Regions from separate parts of the Homo sapiens genome. Here regions 2, 3 and 4 are each linked to region 1. Evidence: chromatin loops called from intact Hi-C (ENCODE). Cell type or tissue: ascending aorta. All regions are shown on one strand. Each heading gives the region's core, and the rest is flanking DNA. Links, peaks and the distances in the headings are about the cores only.

Region 1 (5,000 bases), core at 1-5,000:
AAGCATTTCTCACCTGCTGCAGAATGTGTCTTTCTCTCAATGTCATTAACCTTCTGTGAAGCTCTACCAGTTCATCTAGGTATGCCTGAAAGAGAAGAATGTCCCCGAAAAGGACAAGCACTTTAAGTAGTAGTTCAAAAATAAATGAATATGTAAGTAAGAACACACAGGCAGCAGCAGCTGGAGGTTTCTCATTACACCACTCTAGCCCAGGCTGTGTGCACTCAGTGCCCAAAGGCCTCTGCAGAACAAGCCTGTCTTGGACCAGTCATTACCTTTATCACACCAACTTCAAAAAGGGAGTTGGAGTGAATTCTTGGACTTAATTGCTCTTATGAAGATTCAAGTCAGTAGACTCACTTTCCTCCAACAATATCTCTACAAAAGGTAGGGAAATTAAATGCTAAATTGTGAGTTTAAACATATTAACAAAGGCTACTTTCATTTTTTTTTCATTCTTGAATCTCAGAAGGTTTCTAAGAGAAAAAAATTCTAAGTTTGAACATGGAAACAAGAATGTACATTACCAATTAAGTCAGGGGAATTTTGTGGGGTTTTTCCTGTTTGTTTTGTTTTTGTTTTAAAAAGGCTTCCTGGTCATACCAAACATTGCTAGTAAGCAATGCCAGCAAGTGACAGAAGAACAGAAGAATGTATTACGAAAAACAGGGATCACTATCTAATTATCATCTGATTTGTGAAGAGCTCCCCTGAAAGGGGAGAGGGGGTACCTCTCTTTCCATATGCTCAGACTCACGAGTCTTTGTTAGTGTAACTGCATGGGTGCCCCCAGCACCATTTGCGATAAAGGCAAATGAAAGATTTGTGAAACATTACAGAGGTCTGCCCTGGCCCTACAGAGCAAGGTTAGGGCTCTGCCCAAACCAGGCAACTTAACCCCACCAGGTGTTGTAGTCAGGTTTCAGAAGCATGACGCACACTCTGGGAAAGCACACTGCACTAGCATCAGATGTCTTGCTCATCTACATCTGAGATTCCTTAATATTCTATCTCTACCACAATTCTCTTAATTCCCAATTCAATGTGCCTGAAATCCCTTGGCAACGTAGGCATCATGGCAAATGACAGCATAAGGCCAAGCTTAATACTGAAGATATAAACAACACATGGAAAACAAACTACAAAGCACTGGGATGAAATACTCATCATTTGGGCATCTTGGACACTTTGATGAAGAAAATGAAAGGAGAACCAGCAAGGATGATCAAGGGCAACACAAAGAAACGGAAGGCTTGTCAGTGTTGGAGCCCTCCTAGTAACAGACTAGAAACCTACCTTGTCACATTCACCATTCTTTATTTGCTTATCTGATTTGCTTTGCTTTATTGGACTTTTCACTTCAAGAATCTAGGGATCAAAGAGAACGCTGTGTTAAATTTTATTTCAAGCATCTCTTAGCTAACCAGCCACCTAAACAAAGGCATCCACTGAATGAAATGTACAGTAACATTTGCTTTCCAAATAGCATTTCTTTTCTATACATTTTCCTTCTTCTCTCTAATCTTATTTTCCTTGGAAAATGAATTACTTAGATCTGAAATGCTGAGTCAGAAAAGTAGAACTAAAAAAAAAAAAAAAAAAAAAACAACACAGTTGATGATAAGGAAATTGATCTAAGCTTCCAAGGCTGCTTCTCTTTTGCGACAACACTCTCACCATATGTATAGCAGCTGAGTTATACAGAGATTATAGTTCCCTCTGGCAAGAATTTTTTTCCTATTCATTCTGCTGTTTCAGCATGACTACTAGTGTTCAGTATGCTAGGGATGATAAAAACAAATACTCAAATGCCCTTTTTAGTACCTAACTTTCACATTCTAAAATTACTCATATGCACAAAACTGATACAGCTTTGGAAATGAAGATGGCCGACTATCTTCTGTGTTTTAAGAAATGATGTGTTTACCCTTGGTAAAACGCCAAGTGCTTTTCCTTTTATCTGGACTGATTACAACTTAAGTTATGAATAGCTTTACATACTGTATAGAAGCTTTGGTGGGAAGCTATGTTTCTACTTAATAAAAAGGAGAAGCAAATTATTATTTAATAAATGCAGCTGATTTCTTTGACAGCATCTTCAAAACTGAGGATTAAAAGGGAAGTATTTTTAAATGGTCCTCACTTGAAAAAGCTTGAAACCACTAAATTTATAAATGATGAGTGCTTACACATGTGTATAAACACAAAAAGCAAAGTAATTTGTCTTTTTCATTATAACTCATTATGAAGTGAGTTGTTATAACTGGAGACTAATATTAAAGGAGGAAAATGCCAAATAAAGGACCTAATTTATCTTAAGAGGTTTTATATTCCTACTGTTCTCTTTACCCATTCTGTGCCCTAACTTAGTAACACTTCTGTCCACAAGTTTACCACATTCCGTAACATAAAGATTTTAAGAATGAGTCCACTTTTAATCTGTAGTGGCAAGAGCACTGATTAGGCTCAGAAGCCCAAGTTCAAGTCCCAGCCTTATTATTTAATATTTTTGGACCGCAAAGGATGAAATGGGAGAGATGAACAAGATAAGACCCAGATTCCCATTCAGCTTTAACATTTTTTATTACTAATAAACATTTTACTGGATGAGGATAGGAACATGACATCCTGGAAAAGACCGAATACTCCTGAAGGGGCATATTTTTATTTTAATTGAGAATAATGCACGAGTAAAAAGTGTCCTTTTAACAGTCTTTCCTGACAATCATGCTTTTTTTCATCATTTTTAATATGAAGATAACCAAATGACTAATTTGACCAGGCTAACTTAAAATACAATACTTTTGGCAACACAAGGAAATTACGTATTAACAGAGGCAAGGCAATCGTTTTTAACATGCTCCACTGTAAAGGAAACCAAATACTCCACTACATTCAGAATTTCCTCCTCCATTGTTGTTGAAAGTGAGATCTCAAGGGAAAAATCAGCGCTGAGACCTAGGAGCAAGTAGGTCAGTAGATGGCACTCCTCGCCAACTCAGATACTGGGCTGGGCATGCAGAGACAATCCGCTGAGATTTCAGGCAAGAAAAAAAGAAAAAAAAAGTGCCTGCCTGCTTGACTTGTGCATTACAGAACTGAATTTTGTTCCCATCATATCCCGCTGCCTCCCACGATCCCCTCCTCCAACTCCTGTACTCTGGGTGTTGAAGTGACTTGAGGACGCTGTATTTGCAATAGAACTTTGCTAACTAGGTTTAGAGAGTTCTGCCACCTTTTCTTCAAAGCAGAAAATAGAACATTTGGACGCTGAAGTCCCACCCCACACATTCCGTAAGTGCTACAGCACAGAAGGCCAAAATACATTGAAATCCTAGTTTCTTTCTTCTGAAGTTGCAGTGGCAGGAACAAAAGCTCCGGGTGTCAGTGACCCGCCTCAAGTTACTGAGTGGCTGCCCAGAGAGGGCTCAGTTAATCTTCCTTCTTTGATCTCTCCCTGCTCCAAAATAAACAGCTTTGTCAAAACCTCATTCTGAGAGAGCTGAGCCCTGCTGAAGACAATTGTTTTATTTATGATCATTTCTTATCTTTAGGGAAACAACTCCAGAATAAAAAAGTACAACACCTTGTCTTCCACAGGCTTATTTTAAACCAGTTTAACTGGATAGACTCTTTTTAATTTCATTCAACATGCCTTGCAGGCTGATAGGTGATTTATGATATTCTGAATATTAACCCGGGTCCAATGGATCACTTCCTTCCTTCAAGTCCTTTCTCCCCTCCCTCCCTGCCAAGCTTCTGGCTAAAAAAGATGTGGTATTTTGTTTTTGTTTGAAATTCACATAAGGGAGGTTTGGAGTGAAAAAACCATCTCTGGTTGAAATGACGCAACACTCTTTATTATTACCTATTAAATTGTACTGAGAGAAGCAGAGCTACCTAGACTGCCTAGCTACTCCATTTATAGATACAGCAGTCTCTGAAAATAGAAGAATTGTGGTTTAGTAGCACTTTTGTCTTTAATCTGAGAAAATGTCTTGACAAACGTTCAAGATTATATTTTTCTGTATCACTTTATGAAGAATGACAACTCAGTTATTCACAGATGGATTCTCTACTGATAGATCTTTCATACTAATGACAGTAGCTCCCAACAGTACTCAGGTTAATTACTTGCTTGGTTGACGTGTGACTCTATGTTCACTTTTATTCAGTATGAAAATATTTGACTCCATTAGTACTTCCCCTCTTCTCTAGTCCCTGGAAGATTTGAGAAAAGGCAATGGACATTTCAGCTTTGCCTGGTGCTTTATCAAACTCAGAGATCATTATCAATTCATAGAGAGAGAACAGGCAAGGAGTATGGAAGGAGGAAACTCAAGAGTGTTCCCATTTCGGAGTTAGTCCTTCCAAGTATGTTCTCAACTCTTTATTAATCGTGAAAATTCAGATTCATACTCTTTCTCTATCCCTGTCTCTCTCCCCCTACTTTTCTCCCTCCCTCCTGCGCACACACACACACACACACACACACACACACACATTCAAATACGACTAAAAAGTCATTCCAGAGTGAAATTTAGTTGACTTTTAGATTTTTAAGAAATTTTTACTCTCTTATACCATCAACATAGAGAATTAAGATATACTAGTAATTTTTTTTAAGTCCCAGAAGCTTGACTTAAAGGGATAGCATCACACCTGACCCCAGTGCAAGTGATTTGAGGGGCTAGGAAACCAATACTAAACAAGGTTTAAGAAACCTTTACTTGTCCTCTCGGCTCCAAGACATAGCTCTAAGAAGGTAAGCCCTCCTGTGGTATATATATTTCCTAACCCAGACTAGCTAAAAGTGGAAGCATACGGACTTTCTTACCATGCTTACAAGTGCATGGAGAAAGTGACACATAATACAGTATTATTGGCAGACTGATGATTCACATGTGTGAAGCAACACTTGCCAAATAAACACGCCAAGGAACCAGGAGTATGCTACTTAATCAGATAAGGTAACTTTTACCCTCTCCAGATAGACGATA
Region 2 (5,000 bases), core at 1-5,000, 590 kb after region 1:
ATGGACACAGGAAGCGGAACATCACACACGGGGGCCTGTTGTGGGGTGGGGGGAGTGGGGAGGGATAGCATTAGGGGATATACCTAATGTTAAATGACAAGTTAATGGGTACAGCACACCAATATGGCACCTGTATACATATGTAGCTAACCTGCACATTGTGCACATGTACCCTAAAACTTATAATAAAGAAAAGAAAAGAAAGATTGTAGATATATTAAAAAAAGATTATCTTACCAATTTTTAAGAATTCATTATATATTATGTACATGAACTTTAGTCTACCATATTTATTACAAATATTTTTCTCAGTCATTTTGCTGATTTACTTTTTAAAAAGAATATAAATGTATTATTACCACTGAACTGTACCCTTAAAAATGATAAAGATGGTACTTTTATATGTATATTTTACCTTAATAAAAATTAAATTAAAAATTGAAAAAAAAATACAGAAAAAAAATTAGCAGGGCGTGGTTGCAGGCGCCTGTAGTCCCAGCTACTCAGGAGGCTGAGGCAGTAGTATGGTGTGAACCCGGGAGGCGGAGCTTGCAGTGAGCCGAGATCGTGCCACTGCACTCCAGCCTGGGCGACAGAGCGAGACTCTCTTCTCAAAAAAAAAAAAAAAAAGAGTGTGGTTTGAATATGAGTAAAGAAAGAGTTTGATGGCATGGTTGAAGTATCTTGAAAATAGAAAATGATTAATGAGAAAAATAGGGAAATTTAGCTGTTATTTGAATCCAATGAAGAGTTGAGATTTTGAACCTAATCCATGCATTTATATTGCCTTTTACAACCTAGGAATAAGATATTTTCATGTCTCTTTCCATCCCTCCTGCCTCCTCTTACCACCCAAAGATGTTCATTGTAGCTTAGCTCAAGATGTTATAAAGTTGGGAAAAAATGTGAGATTAAGATGCCGCCAACTTTAGCCAGTGGCACAGTCAGGAGTGACTTTCAGGCATTGTCTCCATCAGTTTTCAGGAAGGTTGTTTAAATGCGGGGAGTACCATGGGGATGAATTACCCACCATACAGATACTGAGGTGTTTAAAAATTTCGTATGTCCAAGCATATTTAACTTTAAAATTTATTTTTGTTACTAATAAGTTTCTTATTTCTTCATTCTTACCTTCTTTGTTGATTCTTACCTTCTTTTATTTTATTTTTTTTTGTTTTTATTTTTTATTTTTTAAATTTATTTTATTTTTTTTCTTTCTTTTTTTTAAATTATACTTTAAGTTCTAGGGTACATGTGCACAACGCGCAGGTTTGTTGCATATGTATACATGTGCCATGTTGGTGTGCTGCACCCATTAACTCGTCATTTACATTAGGCGTATCTCCTAATGCTATCCCTCCCCCCTCCCTCCACCCCACGACAGGCCCCAGTGTGTGATGTTCCCCACCCTGTGTCCAAGTGTTCTCATTGTTCAGTTCCCACCTATGAGTGAGAACATGCGTCCAAGTGTTCTCATTGTTCAATTCCCACCTATGACTGAGAACATGCTGCGTTTGGTTTTCTATCCTTTTTAATGAACAACTATATTGAGAGAGAGACGGGTAGGCCTGGACTTCCTGTCCAGTTAGTGGACACTTGCCTGTCTGTTAGAGCCCAATTAAAAGCTCAGGCCCTTCAAGAAGTCCTTCTTCCATCCTCTCCAAACTTTTAGTTCTACGGTTAATGAAGTTTAGTGCTTCATCATTACTAATGCTCTCTAGGTGTCAGTCCTTGTGCAGTTCTCCCTTTTTTTTTTTTTTTTTTGAGATAGGATATCACTCTGTTGCTCAGGCTGGAGTGCAGTGATACCACAATCATGGCTTACTGCAAGTTCGACCTCCTGGGCTCAAGCAATCCTCCTGCCTCAGCCTCAAGTAGCTGGTACTACAGGCATATGCAACCATGCTTGACTAATTTTTTTATTTTTTGTAGAGACAGGGTCTTACTGTGTTGCCTAGGCCGGTGTTGAACTCCTGGCCTCGAGTAATCCTCCCAACCCTGGCCTCCCAAAGTAATGGGATTACAGATGTGAGCCACTGCACCCAGCATAGTTCTCTTTTTGGCTTCAGGTTCAACTGATACTTACTGAGCAGCTGCATACTGAGCTAGGCATTTTCACATCTGTTTCTCATGGAGTTACATCCATGTCACAACCTAAACATGATACTGAAGTAGGAATCATCATCACTTTGGTTTACAGATAAAGAATGTGAGTCTCAGATAGGAGGCTTGTTTCAGGGTCATATGCTTAATAAGTGGCAGAGCCAAGAGAGAAACCTGGGACATCTGACTTCAAAGCCATTTTTCTTTCTTACATAACACAGTATGGATAACACATTTCAATAGAAGGAAAGCAGTTTGATGCTGGACAGTATACTGTGTATTTATTTTTTTTCTGACATGCAAGTGTCACCCACACTTTTTTTTTTAATATTTTAATTCTTCCTTCTGCTTTTTAACTAGACCCAGACCTGAAAGCCTGACTCATGATTTAAAGTATTCCCTTATCTAATGAGATTTCAGGAGTCTAGGGCAAGCCTCCCTCAAGTGAAACAGTGGAAGTCTTACTAGAAGGTAGTTAGTAGATGCGGGAGTGTACTCCCTCAAATGATAGAATTCACCCAGAGCAAATTCACCATGCTTCCCGATTTAATGGACATCTCCCTGCTGAAAGAACCCGCACACCTGGCCAGGCTGGTGTTCGTGAGCCTATCACTAAGATTTTACTGCCATCTAGTGGTAGCTCATTGTGCCATTGTGATCCTCACAGCCGTAACTGTAGTCATGCAGTCATCAATGACCCAAGCTTTGGTTAATTACTACTGAGCTTTTAGAAATGCGATAACATTTGTATAGCGCTTTGTAAAGGGCAAAGCGCTATATAAATGTTAACTGTTATTAGAACTAATTATTAGATGGCCTAGTACTTAATCTGCAGGATTGCCTACAGTAAACTAGGGAATTGAAGATTCATCTCTGATTAATTTTAAAAAATATATATCTGAGTTGATGCAGCAACACAAATATCAGAATTGCTTAGCTTTTAAGTTTCAGGATTTCTTTTGCTGGTGATATTTTAATATACTCTGATAATAGATTCAAATAAGTAATGACATAATAGTGTATGGAATTTAAAAACTCAAATTATCTTTATCATTTGTTAGCACTCTTATAGAACATTTATGTTAGCAACTCCAAAGTTCAGTTTCATACCCAATATTATAATTTGTTTTTATTTCCTCTGTTGGAGACACCAACACTTAACTCCTTTTTGCTTTCAGTGGACAGAAAGTTATAAAAGCTACCTCTGCCCAAGCTATTCTTGGTTCAAAGCTGGCAGACATATCAAAGAGAAGCTAGAATGAGGTAAATATGTGGAATTGCTGAACTAAGCACCTGGGGGAACATTTTAAGACTTAGAACAAGAATAAACACATTAAAATATAGAAGATTTAGAAATCAGAGGGAAATCAGGAATAAAGTTTTAGGACTACATTATTGGTGCATACTGGAAAATTGAGATGAATGAGAGGGGACCTATTCAGAGGGGCAATAGATGTATATGCCATAGCATGTATATACATACACTGTTATATATTCATATGTTACACCAGTCACTTAACTGCCGCTGTAGCAATGAATAGAATCGCTAGTGAATTATAACGTTGCTCAGGTTATAGTAATAATTGCTATGATAAATTTTAGGTAAATGTGAACTAGAAACAGATGTGTTTTTCAAAGCCTTAATACATCTATCTCCTGAGATGATGAAAGAGGGGCTTCAATCTAGGGGATAGAGATATTTATGTGCCCAGGATAGCCTGAAAAGCAAGACTTACATACTTCCTTGTTTATTCAGAAAGTTAAACCCTATTGGAATGAGCTTTGAGAGGAATTTGTTTTCCAGATGAGCCCAATATTCCTCTTTCTGAAATTAGTCTGGCAAGAAACAGAAACTGAATTTTCTTGGTTGAATCTTGCATGATACGTTCAGTGAATTTTACTACTTATAAAATTTGCCTACTACTAAACATAAGAATCAAGCCTTGCTTTTTTCTTCTTCCTCTGTAGATCTTCTCTCTACTCTAGACTCTTAAAATTCTTCATTTGGTTAGTTCTTCAGCTTTCAATAAATACTGGTTGAGTGCCTGTATACGCCAAGCAGTATACTAGGTGCAGCAGATACTGTGGTAGGGAAAAAAACAGAAAAGGTATACCCACCCTTATGGAGCTTTCAGGCCAGGGAAGAGATAATAATCAACCAATACCCCAAATAATTTTCATCAGAGTTTATAATTAAAATTGTATGAAGTAAATTAGCACAGGGTGCTGTGGGAGAGTATTAAAGAGGCTCTCTGCTGGGCGAGAGATGATGTCTCTGAGGAAGTAACATTTGAAATCTTAAGCATAAGTAGCAGTTAAATAGTCAAAGAGAGAACAACAGTCAAATGTGTCTAAGTATTAATCAAATTTTGTCTAATTATATCTTTGGTCTAATTCTGTCAAATTGTTATATGCATCAATATACAAAGATAGCCAAAAAACTTCCCTGTAGATTCTAAATAATAGCAAAGGCTTTACATTCATATTAATCAAGAGTAGCCTTTCCTCTTCCGTAAATGTGATTAGTCTCAAAAGCATGTTCTATTGAGATCTTAGATGTTGATTTAACTGGTTGAAAATGCATTGAGCTTGTTAAGTTTACGAAGCTGTAACAGCAGTTCTGCCTGACTAATGATGGATTATTACTGTAGTAGCTTCTTTACGAAGGATTTTTGAATGGCTGATCGTTATGCAACAGAAACTAGAAAAACACACTTGAGATACGGTGCCTTCTCATACGTATTCCATCATGGCACCATGAAGGGCACTGAGAGGGGCTTTGGGTTTGGCAGATGGGGCAGAAGGCTAGGAATAAAAAAAATCCCCTTGTATTGGCCGTGCTCTGCTGGATGCTCTCTGTGTGACCTTGAGCAAATCCTGTAGCCTGTCTATCCTTC
Region 3 (5,000 bases), core at 1-5,000, 82 kb after region 1:
AGTATGTTACCCAGGCTAGACTCGAACTCCTGGGCTCCAGCAATCCTCCTGCCTCAGCCTCCTTAGTAGCTGGGACTACAGGTGCTCACCACCACACCCAGTGTTTTTTAAAAAAAAGAAGAAACTGAGGTAGATTATTCCAATCCTATTAAAAGATGAGAATTTATTATCCCTTAAAAGTTGACCAAGGGTTAAGGCTTGATAGAAAGCAAAACAACTCAGTGATCTTTCACTATATACCCAAAATCTGGCATTAAGTGTGGCCCACAGTAGGTACTCAAATACTTCAAAATGAAAAGTATTTATATGTCCTCCAGATAAGGCAAGCACTAAGCTAAAAAATGCCTCTTGGAAGGACATTTTTATTTTTGTTTATTTATACACTCCGAGCTATGTAGGCAGAAAGTGGGAGGTGTAAGGATGGTATCTGAAGGAAAAAGGAGTACGGGAAGACTTAGGAAGGTCCTCTCGAACTTGATTTTCAGAAGCAAAAGAAATTAGTTTTGTATAGGGAACTTCAATCTATGAAGCAGAAACAAAAGAATAAAAATCTTCTGCCAGAAGTCTTCCAGGACTTGAAAAGCATCTTGGATTTCCTGAGCCTGTCTTATCGGTCCTAGATTCAAATATTCTCAACCATTTTTAGATCATAAATGCTAAGGACTGTACACGCATGGCGGGGTAGTGGAATATGACTATAAAGAGGCCAAAGTAGCTCCCCCAGAGAAAAGGTAGCAAAGTCAGCCACGGTAAACTAATTCTATTAAAGGGTACTACCATCCTACTTTCCTACCCTGAGCGGAAAATCTTTTAATATCTAAGCACTCAAAGAATCACAATACCCCATGGCTTACTTGTATCTCTACTTTCAAAACCCTGGTAGATTACAGTTATTTCTTGACTTTATGATAGGCTTTTTCATATGCTGATTAATGTTGCATTAACCATTTTTAGACCACATATAAAGTCATGCATAACCTTGCTGTTCAACTGAGTAAAAGAAAAACTCCAAAAATTATGATTGCCTCTTAACTTACAGAAAATGCAAACTTAACCAATCCCCACAGATAGGTTGATGCTGGCTTTAAAAAGTTTAGGGGAAAGGGATTTCTAATTATCATATTCTCCACATAAATTGTATTTTCAGAAGCAAGAGAAATACAGGAAACTTTAGTCTACAAAGCAATAAACAAAAATATGAAGTCCGTTGCTGCCAACCAGTGAACTGCTTCACTGGCAGTTTACCCAAGTTGTCTTCAGAAAGGAGACTCATGCAAGATTGCTCCATTGGTCCTAATGCAACTAAGAGAAGTGGCCCTGGGGATTTTTATTTTTTAATTCTTTGTCTTCTTTTCATTGCATTTCCAAAAAGAAAGCTAATATCACTATGTGTAACCGTAGAAAGAATATGCAAGAACAATGAACAAAAACCCTGACTCAGCTATCTCTTGCTTGACTGATTTCAGTATTTGATGCCTTAGTTTACTCATCTGTAAAATGGTGACCTTGACCTATTATATCAAAGAATTTCATCAGCTACAAAACTGTATGATTTACTCATTTTATAGCCATAAAAATACACCCTGATCCACATGCCCAGAATCTAAATGTATTAAAAATAATGAAAGTGTTCATGGGTTTTTCCTAAACAGCAGTCACTGTGCTAATCATTTCTCATGCATTATCTCAAGTCATCCTCACAACTACTATATCCTGGTAGATGGTACCAACACCTCATTTTACAAATGAGCAAACAGACTGATAGAGATTAGTAATGTGCCCAAAGACACACAGCTACTAAGCACCAATACCAGCATTTGAAAAAAAGGGCTGTGCTATGAGTCTGCCTTTCTAACTGTTATGCTGTATCCATTGCATTAAAAAAAAATCAAGATCAGTATGCAGAAAATTGAGCAGTGAGAAAGTTACTACACATCTCAATTTCTATAGGTGTCACTATTATCTTTAAGGCTGATCAATCCAAAGTAGTTTAACCTAAGACCTGTGAGACATTCACATTCTATGTTGCTCTGCAGTACAGAGGCACATACATCTGATGTCAAGCTATTTTCATTTTAAAAAGGTAAATCAGAATAAAGGTTTAATTACAGCTTTTTTTAATTAAAAAAGAAAAATAAACTGAAGCCAAAATTAAGTGTACGTATATAAGCCACAAAAATATCTTCCAGAAAAAAATAAAAAAGAAGAGATTTCAGATAAAATGATCCCAGGGGTTGGTGTGTATAGAGAAGTAAAGAAGCTCAAGAAACCTGACCCTGGGAGAGGGTGTAGTGGACGAAAGAAGCCAATCCCTTCTCTCAAGAGTAGGAACAGAAATCTAGGAAGAAAAAATACAAAGGGGACGTAAGAGAAATGACTCAACTAGAAGTAGTTCTAGCCCTGGCCCTGAGACCCATATGAAGAGCCAAATCAGATAAAGTACATCTTAAAACTGGAACATAGTAGAAGGTATTTTTATTAATGCTGATCTAGAATATTCCTGATTTAGAGCTCACTGATGATCTCTTTGCCAAAGTATTCAGAGCTCAAAATCATCAGAAAGGAAAATTCCACTTCACTTAATCTTTACTTTAAAAAAACAATAAATAACTATCTTTTGTGTGAAATTCCCTACAGCAAGGGCTACATTATTCAGCTGGTCCTCTAGTTTTTGTAGCCATGTTCTTTCAAAGGATTAGCTTGGTCTCATAGTCACTGGCATTTGAAACCCCTGGTTTAGCAAAACAGTCTTATCAAAAGTTTTTGCTCCCTATGCTTAAACCAGACCTTTATAGATATCTATGAATGCTGGACAATAGTGTTATAAGCTAAAAGCACAAAGCAGAGTGGCAGAATGAGAGGTCAAGCTAAACCTTTGAAAGAACATGACTATTCAAAACCAGAACACTCTGATAACAAATTTTCAAGAAAGATGTATTTATTATTTCTCCAGATAACTCTGTCTAGACTATATCAAACAAGATAGCTTTAACATCAAAATCACCTTTTTTATGAACCTATAAATAGTGCCACTGCAAATGGTTGTCCAGATGGTACCCTGCATAGGAAGTGTGGCCAATGGGATGAGGATTAGCTGAAATTCAGCTACACTATGCTAGCCATGCCATGCTCCTTGGGCTGGGGTGTTATAGAGTGGGGAGAGGTAGCAGCACTTTACTTATTTATTTAGAGACAGGGTCTTGCTCTGTCACCAAGGCTGGGGCTGTAGTGCAGTAACAGAAATTATAACTCACTGGAGCCTCAAATTCCTGGGCTCAAGCGATCCTCCTACTTCAGCCTCCTGAGCAGCTAGGACTATAGAGGTTTGTCACTACACCAAGCTAATTTTATTTTATTTTACTTTATTTTATTTTTTGTAGAGACAGGTCTCACTCTGTGGCCCAGGTTGGTCTCAAACTCCTGGCCTCAAGTGATCCTCCTGCCCCAGTCTCCCAAAATGCTGGGATTATAAGCATGACATTTATTTTTAATTTGCCCAAAGACACAATGGTCACCATACGCATGGACTTCTGTCTATATTACCCATATAAATTCCTATCTTAAGTCACCACAAGTTCATGTAAAGGCTGATATTTGTAAGGCCAACTAAATTTTTATTTTACTTCATTTTACTCTAACTGTAGTTGATTGGACCAGTTTGTTTCATGAATAGGGATCCTTATCTCACTCAATCTGTCCATTATTTTACCATTTCACACTACCCACAGGCCCACAATGTACCCTATAGTGAAAGGGAAGGTGTGAATCATATTTGCAAAGACAAGCTGCAAAATCTACACCTGCAATAATCTATATTAAATTACAAATCTTAGGCCAGGTGCGGTGGCTCACATCTGTAATCCCAGCACTTTCGGAGCTGAGGTGGGCAGATCATTTGAGGTCAGGAGTTCAAGACCAACCTGACCAACACGGTGAAACCCCGACTCTACCAAAAAAATACAAAAATCAGCTGGACGTGGTGGCGTACATCTGTAGTCCCAGCTACTCAGGAGACTGAGGCAGGAGAATCCCTTGAACCCAGGAGGCAGAGGCTGCAGTTATCCGCGATGGCACCACTATATTCCAGCTTGGGTGACAGAGCAAGACTCCATCTCAAAAACAAAAACAAAAACAGAAACAAAATATTTACAGATCTTTCCAAATAACTGATCTATGGACTAAACAGTCATCAGGAAAAAAAAAAAAAAAAGCTAGTACATCATACTTCTGTATTGTCAAAACCATGAAGAGAAAATTTCAAATTTGTGCAAAACAGTTCTTTTGTTCTCAATGTTAAAATTTCTGGGTCTTAAGCCAGTAAGTTTAATTTTGAGAAGCAGAGCACCAGGAAGGGGAGTGGGGGGATGGCGGAGAAAGAAAGCAATAGAACACATTAATGGTAAGTTCTCAACAACCAGAAAGTTTATATCAATCCTCTGAAGTGTGAGGACATAGAATAAAGTCATATATGTTTAAAATCTATGCGTTATGTTTAATATATTAAATGCAAAATATAGATTTTCAGTGGGATCTCATCTACATAAAAATATAATGTGAAATACTGACAGAGGTTATAGTCACCAGAAAGATTACAATGACTTATTTTCTTCTTTTTTGCTTTTCTAGATGTCCACACTTTCTAAAATTAACACATACTTATTTCAAAATCAGGGAAAATGTTAGATTCCTTCTTGAAACTAAAATATGTTCTTTCTGGTAGAACATTATTATTATGTCAAATCCTTGTAATGGAAACCTTTTACTTTCACCATTCCAGATAACAGAAAATTATGGTTTAACCAAAAATATAATAAATCTGCAGAAAAAAAGTCATGTCAATAAATAAACTAATTATCTGCTGACTACTTAACTATGTACCAGATAGCATTTAATAATCTCAAATGGGAGAAAGGAGATATTATGCTTATTTTAGATTTATACAAACCTAAGCCCAAGGTAAATTAGCAGCAGATCCTACAATTGAATTTGTGCCTTCAGAT
Region 4 (6,589 bases), core at 851-5,850, 760 kb after region 1:
TTTCAACATCTTGACTTTGAGTACAATCGTTTTAATATTCTATGTGATAGTCTTTTTAATATTCTGCATGACTGTGCTTATGGCTCATACTGATAGAAAATGATTGTGTCAAGGAAATGCACTCATGCGATTGAGTTGTGAACTGAAGTAGCCACTCTTTAGCAGAATAACATTTTTAGTGGAAAGAATGACAGACAGACAAACAGTAGTTATTGAGACTTGGGCATTTGACAGTTTTTCAAAATATTTATCAAGTGAACCTGTCACTTCAAGGGCAACAATCACCAGTATTTGTCACCAGTGATAACATTTGAGATCTTAGTAGAAAATTGGAATTTTGGAAAAATTTGTATCCGTCATTACGAGGTTGATAACTTCCTTATTCTTCAAACTTTTGTGGTGATAATAGTGGTGATATAGGCCATTGAATCGTTCGATAATATAGATTGAAATTTAAATACACATTTGTAACATCCGCAAAACTCAGTGAACCAATATTTCCTAAATAACGAATTCATATATTATAAAATTTAGCATGGGCAAAAGAGATCCATTCAGTGTATGGCTTATTCATAAACTTCTATGTAACATAATTTGAAAACTCATTTTTTTTTGGTTTAAATTCCACATTACAACTAATCCTTATGGAACTACCACTTATCCAACTCTGAAATGTTACATGATGCATTATAGCATCAAGTCTTCCTTCCATTTCTAAGATACACTTCTTAATAATGATTAATTAATTTATTAATGTGATTTTAAATGTTGTCACAGTGGAAAATATATGGAACTGGGGAAGATAAGTTAGCTTTGAATCATAGTTCTGCTATATAATAGATATTCTTGTACAGAGTAGGTGCTCAATAAATGAGAGTCATTATTACTTACTGGCAGGCTGTGGAGAATAAGACATTGTTTAAGAGCTTGATAGGATTGGTGAGGATTTAAAGTGCTTCCTGTAAAGTGCTTAGCACAGTCCTTGTTGCAGTGTGAACATTCAATAAACATTAGCTTTTATTATTTATATTAGTGGATTTTGAACATCTTTTCATTGACTTTAAGGAGTGAGGCTAACCTCTTTTTAATTCCTATGTTTGATGAATGTTTACCTCTGTATGTAGCTTTGCTTCAATATATTTTAAGAATAGTGCTTTAATTCCATTACTAACTAAACTACTTATTTTACTTTTTCTTCCTGACTTAACTGAATGTGTCAGTATGATTTTAAATATCTAAATGTTCGCTTTAAAAATCATTTTAAAAAGAATAATTCCAGGCATTGTGATCTAATTATACAACTTAGAGTGTTTTTTCTCTGGAGGAATTTGATAGTTTTCTGTAATCTAATACAGGGTAATTTTTGTGAATGATTTATAAATATATGAAAAATATATTTTTTATTCTAAGTTGTAACTTAGTGCCCCAGAATCTTAGCCAATAATGTATCTTTTTCAATTATATTTGAAATTATTCTTGTTATTTTTCTATGCTATATTTTAAATCACAATGCTAAAAATGTCAATATTAAAATGACATTTTTGTTTGTTTCTCTATATTTGCTAACTTTTTTCTGTATATTGTATATTAAATTTCAGTTCTATGTCTTTTATAATTTGGTTATAAATCCTATTTGTTTCCTATGTATATTGATACTCTTTCTCAAATGTTCATTGAATTCCCACAAGTATCAATATTTATATTAATCAATATCTCATTGATATTAATATTGCCACCTCTATTTTTCCTTTGTTGTATTGCTTTTCTCTTTCTTGCCCATCTTCTTCTTTTACTGTTTTAGTATTTTTAATTTTAGGCTTTTCTCATATGTAGAGTAATAACGGGGTTTGGTTTTAAGCCAATCAAGACTTTTTTCTTTTAATAGGGAACTCTAAGCAGCTTATATTTATTATCTTAACTATTATGTGTTTGGTTCTTCACTTTATTGCTTTATGCTTTACTTCTTGCATTACTTTTATATGTTTTTAACATTTATACTTCCTTCAATTATTTAATTATTATTAATTTCAGACAATATATTTTTAAAAGAAATTTAAATTTTCTCTTATTTTTGAACTAAAAATTGCATAGTACTTTAAAATAACATTTTAAAAGTATTTCAGAACTTTTAACTGATTTTATTATTTACTGCCAGCTCTTACTGATACTGTTGCTTTTGGTCAACATAGTATGTATAAGAGATAGGAGATAAGTAGATCCGTATGCATGTGAATTTATGTTCATAAATAAATATATGGGAAGTTCCACGAAGTTGATGAAGAGAAATTCATTCCTGATTTTAGGAAATAAAAGCATATTAATTTAAATGCTCTTAGAAGGAATGCATTTGGATGCAATAAGCTAGATTAGCGTCACATATTCCAAATATATTCCTGCATGTTTCAGGAGTCATGTAATCAATAGAACAGTGATCAACTTAAACAATTTTCATTTTAAGAAGAAACATGCTATCAATATAAAGTGATGAGTTTGATATTCTTGTCTAGCCTGCAAACTGGCTCTGAAGACAGTTCTCATCCTGGAATTGAAAACTTTTTAAAATAGTGGTAATACTGTTGCCATCATTGATTGTTATAGCTTCTGAAGTGTTTTTCAAGACATATTTGAAACTGTAGCAAGGTACATTTATAATGAAATAAACAACTGAAACTTTTACCTGAGCACCATGTAGACTCTTCCTTTACTATGTCTCTACCCCAACCTTTTACCAAGAAGGCAGATGAATTCTCTTGGGTCTGAGTGTAGCACATAAGCACCAGGGGTTCCCTCATTACACCATGCTTTCCATCTATTTCTGTAGGTTTTTAATGGCCTTTCTTTGGTGATCCTGATCCAATGTTGGACAGGATCAAACTAAAACAATGGAAGAATAAAGATTTTAGGGAACTCTTTTTCTGTGCTCTAGACCCTCAGCTTTGGAGTGTTGCTTTGACTAGTGCTGTCACTCTTAACCAGGTATGTACGCTTGATGTTATACTGCCATCTACTGGCTATACGTCAAATACTGGCTTAGAGACGACATACTGATAACTTTACCATGGTCATTAGCTGGGAATAATTCAGGAAATTAGAATGTAAAGAAAGGACAGTTTGATGTGCTGCCTAAGTAAAAACAAAGAAACAAATGCATAAATGAAGCCCACACAAAACCTCTAATTCATAATAGTGATCCCAGAAATGTGAAATTTGTTTTTCGATCACTGTATTCTTTTTTACTCCCAAGATAATCTTGTTATTTCCCATTTTTGTTAAGTAATTTAAAAAAGAAAAGGGAACATACATTCACACAGGACACTAATCAGAACAACAAGGCTATATTTTTGTTTGTGTTGTGTTTTCAATGAAACAAAAAATTGAACCTCAGGGTTGTTAAACCCTGACATTATGTTCAAATTAATGTTCCAGGAGGGCCCAATTTTGTTTCTAGGGGTTCGTTTTCTCAGATGCTTTTAAAAATGGGTAGAAAGTGGTGCCATGAGAAACAATGGCAGAGTAAAAATCTCTAAAAAATTTGCCCCTTCATAAAAGTAAAGAAAAAATGAGCAAAATTTGTCAGAATAAATCTTTTTACAATATTATGAGTTATCCCAAGGCATGCAACAACCCAGGAGCATTTATTTGAGGAAAACAGCTGTAAGTGTAAGTATAGCCAGATTTGTGGCATATTAACTTGAATTAATCCCATCACCCATTATCAAGTTCAGTGGTAGCCTTAAAAAGCAATGGGCTTCCTTCCTGGTACCACTGGGAATAGAAAAAATCTGGAGTGCCTTCATAGCTTCATTCCTAAAGATTGTCATTATTTGACTTCGAAATACCCTAGTAGAAAGACTTATCTTTATTTAAGCTGTCTGGGAGCTCACTCAAAGCTAAAAGACTCTCCCTGAGGAGTGTTGACTAAAGACATTTACAGGCCAGTGTTTTGATATAGTTGCTACCTGAGGTGATTAATTACGGTTGTAGTAAATAATGACCAACTGAAAATCTTAAAAGGAAAAACAGAGATGAGATGTCTATAAGGGCTTTGACAAATTCTAGCATACTTTTGGGAATCTAGAAGGGCATTGTACATGTGTAAGTTTGTGCACATGTTCAGGAAAGACCCAGTCTTTCACTTCTGGCTGACTTTTATCATAAGCAGAAACTGAAGGCCAAGGCAGGGTTGAAAACTGCCTGGCTAAGTATTAAACATGCACTTCAACATGCACACAGAGCTTCTTGGCTAAAACTGAGAGATTTATTTGTTCCAGATACTTAAGGAAATCTCTGTTCAGTCATTAGCTGGCCACTAAGCTAACTGATTAGAGACTTCAGTGGGCACATGTGCTAACGAATACAGACTTTACAGAATTAGTGCAGAAAAGACAGCAAGTAAACAAATAACAACCCACAACAAGCAGCAACAACAACCTCTTGGGGGATGGGGAACTAATTTATACAGTTGCTGCAGTTTATTATTAAAATGTCCACTTTTCAACAAAAAAATATAAGAATGCAAAGAAACTATGTCTTATACACAGGTGGAAAAGTCATGAATAGAAACTTCCCCCAAAAGCCCAGATATTAAATTTATTAGACAAAAACTTAAACCAGCTGTATTAAATAAGTTCAAACACCTAAAGGAAGCCATTTCTAATTAATTAGAGGAATACAGGAGAACAACATCAGATCAAAGAATACCAATAAAGAGAAAGAAATTATACAGAGGAACTGAATAGAAATTTGCTAGCTAAAACGTACAAAAATTGAAAAAGAAAACTTCACTTGAAGGGTCTAACAGAAGATTTGAGTAGACAGAAGACTCAATGAGCTTGAAGACAGATCAATTGAAATTATGCAGCTGAGGACCACAGAGCAAAAAAATGAATGAAGGAAAATATATAGAGTTTAGAGGACTTGTGGAACACCATCAAGCATACTAACATATATATATAATGAGAACTACAGGAGGAAAAGAGAGAGAAAAGGGGCAGCAAAAATATTTGAAGAAGTGTGGCCCCAAATTTAGCAAGTTTGGTGAAAGATATGAGTCTACACATCAAAAAACCTCAACACACTTCAAGTAGAATAAAGACAAATAGATCACACACAGGATAATCAAATGATTGAAAGCCAAAAACATAGAGAAAATCTTGAAAGCCGGAGGAGAGAAGTGACTCTCACATACAAAGGATCCTCAATAACATTAACAGCAGGTTTCCTATTAGAAAACACAGAGGCCAGAGGGTAGTGGGATGGCATATATAAAATTCTGAAAGGAAAAATAACCGAAGAATTCTATGTCTAGCAAAACTATTCTTCAAAAATATAAGAGAGATAAAAACATTTCCAGATAAACAAAAGCTGACTGAGTCCATCATTAGTAGATCTGTCCTACAAGAAATGCTAACGAGCCTTCTAGGCTAAAATAAAAGGACACTAGACAGTAACTTGAAGGCATATAAAGAACTTTGGTAAAGGTAGGTAAATATAAATAATATTATTGTACTCCCCTTTTTATTTCCTATATGATTTAAAAGTCAAATGCATAAAACAATAATTACTAATCTATGTGAATGGGCAAACAATGTTTAAAGACAAGAGGTCGGAGGGGAGACAGAGCAGCATAGGAGTCAAGATTTTGTACGCTGTTAAATCTAAGCTGGTATCAATTCAAACTAGATTGTTGTAAATATAGAATGTTAATTGTAACTTCCATGGTAACCACTAAGAAAATATTTAAAAAATATAAACGAATCAGAGTGTGAGGGAAACTGGGCAGTATGCTAAAAAAATTAAACACACAAGAAGGCAAAAACATATAAGCTGACTCCCCATTGTGAATCTATTGTGGGAAACACATTATATTCTTAAACTTTAGGAAGCATACTTTTCACCTTGATCCACGCCGTGTTGAAAAACAGAGGGGTGATTGTGGGAGACTGGAATTCAGACAATCACAATGATGACTGTGATGATGGGGGATGAGAAGTCTTCTATATAGCACTTATTAGACTTAATTCTCTCTGTCCTAACACACACGTGAGCACGCATGCACACATGCACACACACACACACACACACACACATGCTTTTTACAAAATATGACAACCTGTATCAATACAGGCTGCAAGGTAATTATTGCGTCAATACTATTATATCTCACAAAGTACAAGTAAAGATTAAACAATCAGGCCTCAGAAAAGGTGAGAACTAGGTAAATCTCATCGTTCTCAGAATATTCTCATTAGCATTATTTAGTTTCTAACTCTAAGGCTTTAGGTTTTTTGAGTCAAATTCTTAGAATAATTTTCTGATTTACTTGTACTGGTTTTGTTAGCCATAGGCAGTAACAACATAGCTGGCAGGCCCCATTGCCATGGCTGGAGAGCTGTTCTTACAGAAGTGAAAACAAAAGATATGGTCTACTACATTCCAAACCTTTCCTTGTTGGTACCTACACTCCTCTTTCTATTGATACTATTTCAAAGATGCTCAATTGTTCAACAATATGCTGCCTTCAAACGACTCAGTTTAGCTTTAGAACATAACTAGGCTGAAAGTGCAAGGATGGAGAAAATTATTTCAC

The links. A loop is a pair of places that touch in the nucleus more often than their neighbours do. Peaks named below come from ENCODE experiments on the same cell type or tissue, not always from the same donor. Only the 100,000 strongest peaks of a DNase experiment are listed, where the experiment ranks them.
Region 2: a loop joins it to region 1, with 7 times the contacts of the local background. A loop is called at or near these places in 86 of 110 quality-filtered maps.
Region 3: it touches region 1 in a loop (2.0-fold over the local background); 2 of 110 quality-filtered maps call a loop at or near these places.
Region 4: a loop joins it to region 1, with 5 times the contacts of the local background. A loop is called at or near these places in 45 of 110 quality-filtered maps.

The regions. Positions count from the first base shown.
Region 1 is chr9:20,353,512-20,358,511 of GRCh38, forward strand. It overlaps MLLT3 (MLLT3 super elongation complex subunit), which reads right to left. Exons shown (of 11, transcript NM_004529.4): 9 at 1,297-1,368; 10 at 14-85. The region is part of intron 3 of LOC124902129 (a long non-coding RNA gene); the gene reads left to right. Among named protein-coding and RNA genes, the nearest start is that of MIR4473, 55 kb to the right of the region's middle. In ascending aorta, for the core only: a CTCF peak has its summit at 2,988 (motif pointing right); a DNase peak (open chromatin) is centred at 3,030; H3K4me3 peaks cover 1,028 bases; H3K27ac peaks cover 1,607 bases.
Region 2 is chr9:20,938,538-20,943,537 of GRCh38, forward strand. All of the region lies in intron 28 of FOCAD (focadhesin), which reads left to right. Among named protein-coding and RNA genes, the nearest start is that of HACD4, 91 kb to the right of the region's middle. RefSeq lists a silencer at 2,783-2,832. In ascending aorta, for the core only: a CTCF peak has its summit at 2,736 (motif pointing left); a DNase peak (open chromatin) is centred at 2,704.
Region 3 is chr9:20,435,241-20,440,240 of GRCh38, forward strand. The region is part of intron 4 of MLLT3 (MLLT3 super elongation complex subunit); the gene reads right to left. Among named protein-coding and RNA genes, the nearest start is that of MIR4473, 27 kb to the left of the region's middle. In ascending aorta, for the core only: no CTCF peak of the experiment used is centred there; a DNase peak (open chromatin) is centred at 2,331; H3K27ac peaks cover 347 bases.
Region 4 is chr9:21,108,139-21,114,727 of GRCh38, forward strand. No RefSeq gene overlaps it. Among named protein-coding and RNA genes, the nearest start is that of IFNW1, 30 kb to the right of the region's middle. In ascending aorta, for the core only: a CTCF peak has its summit at 3,010 (motif pointing left); no DNase peak of the experiment used is centred there.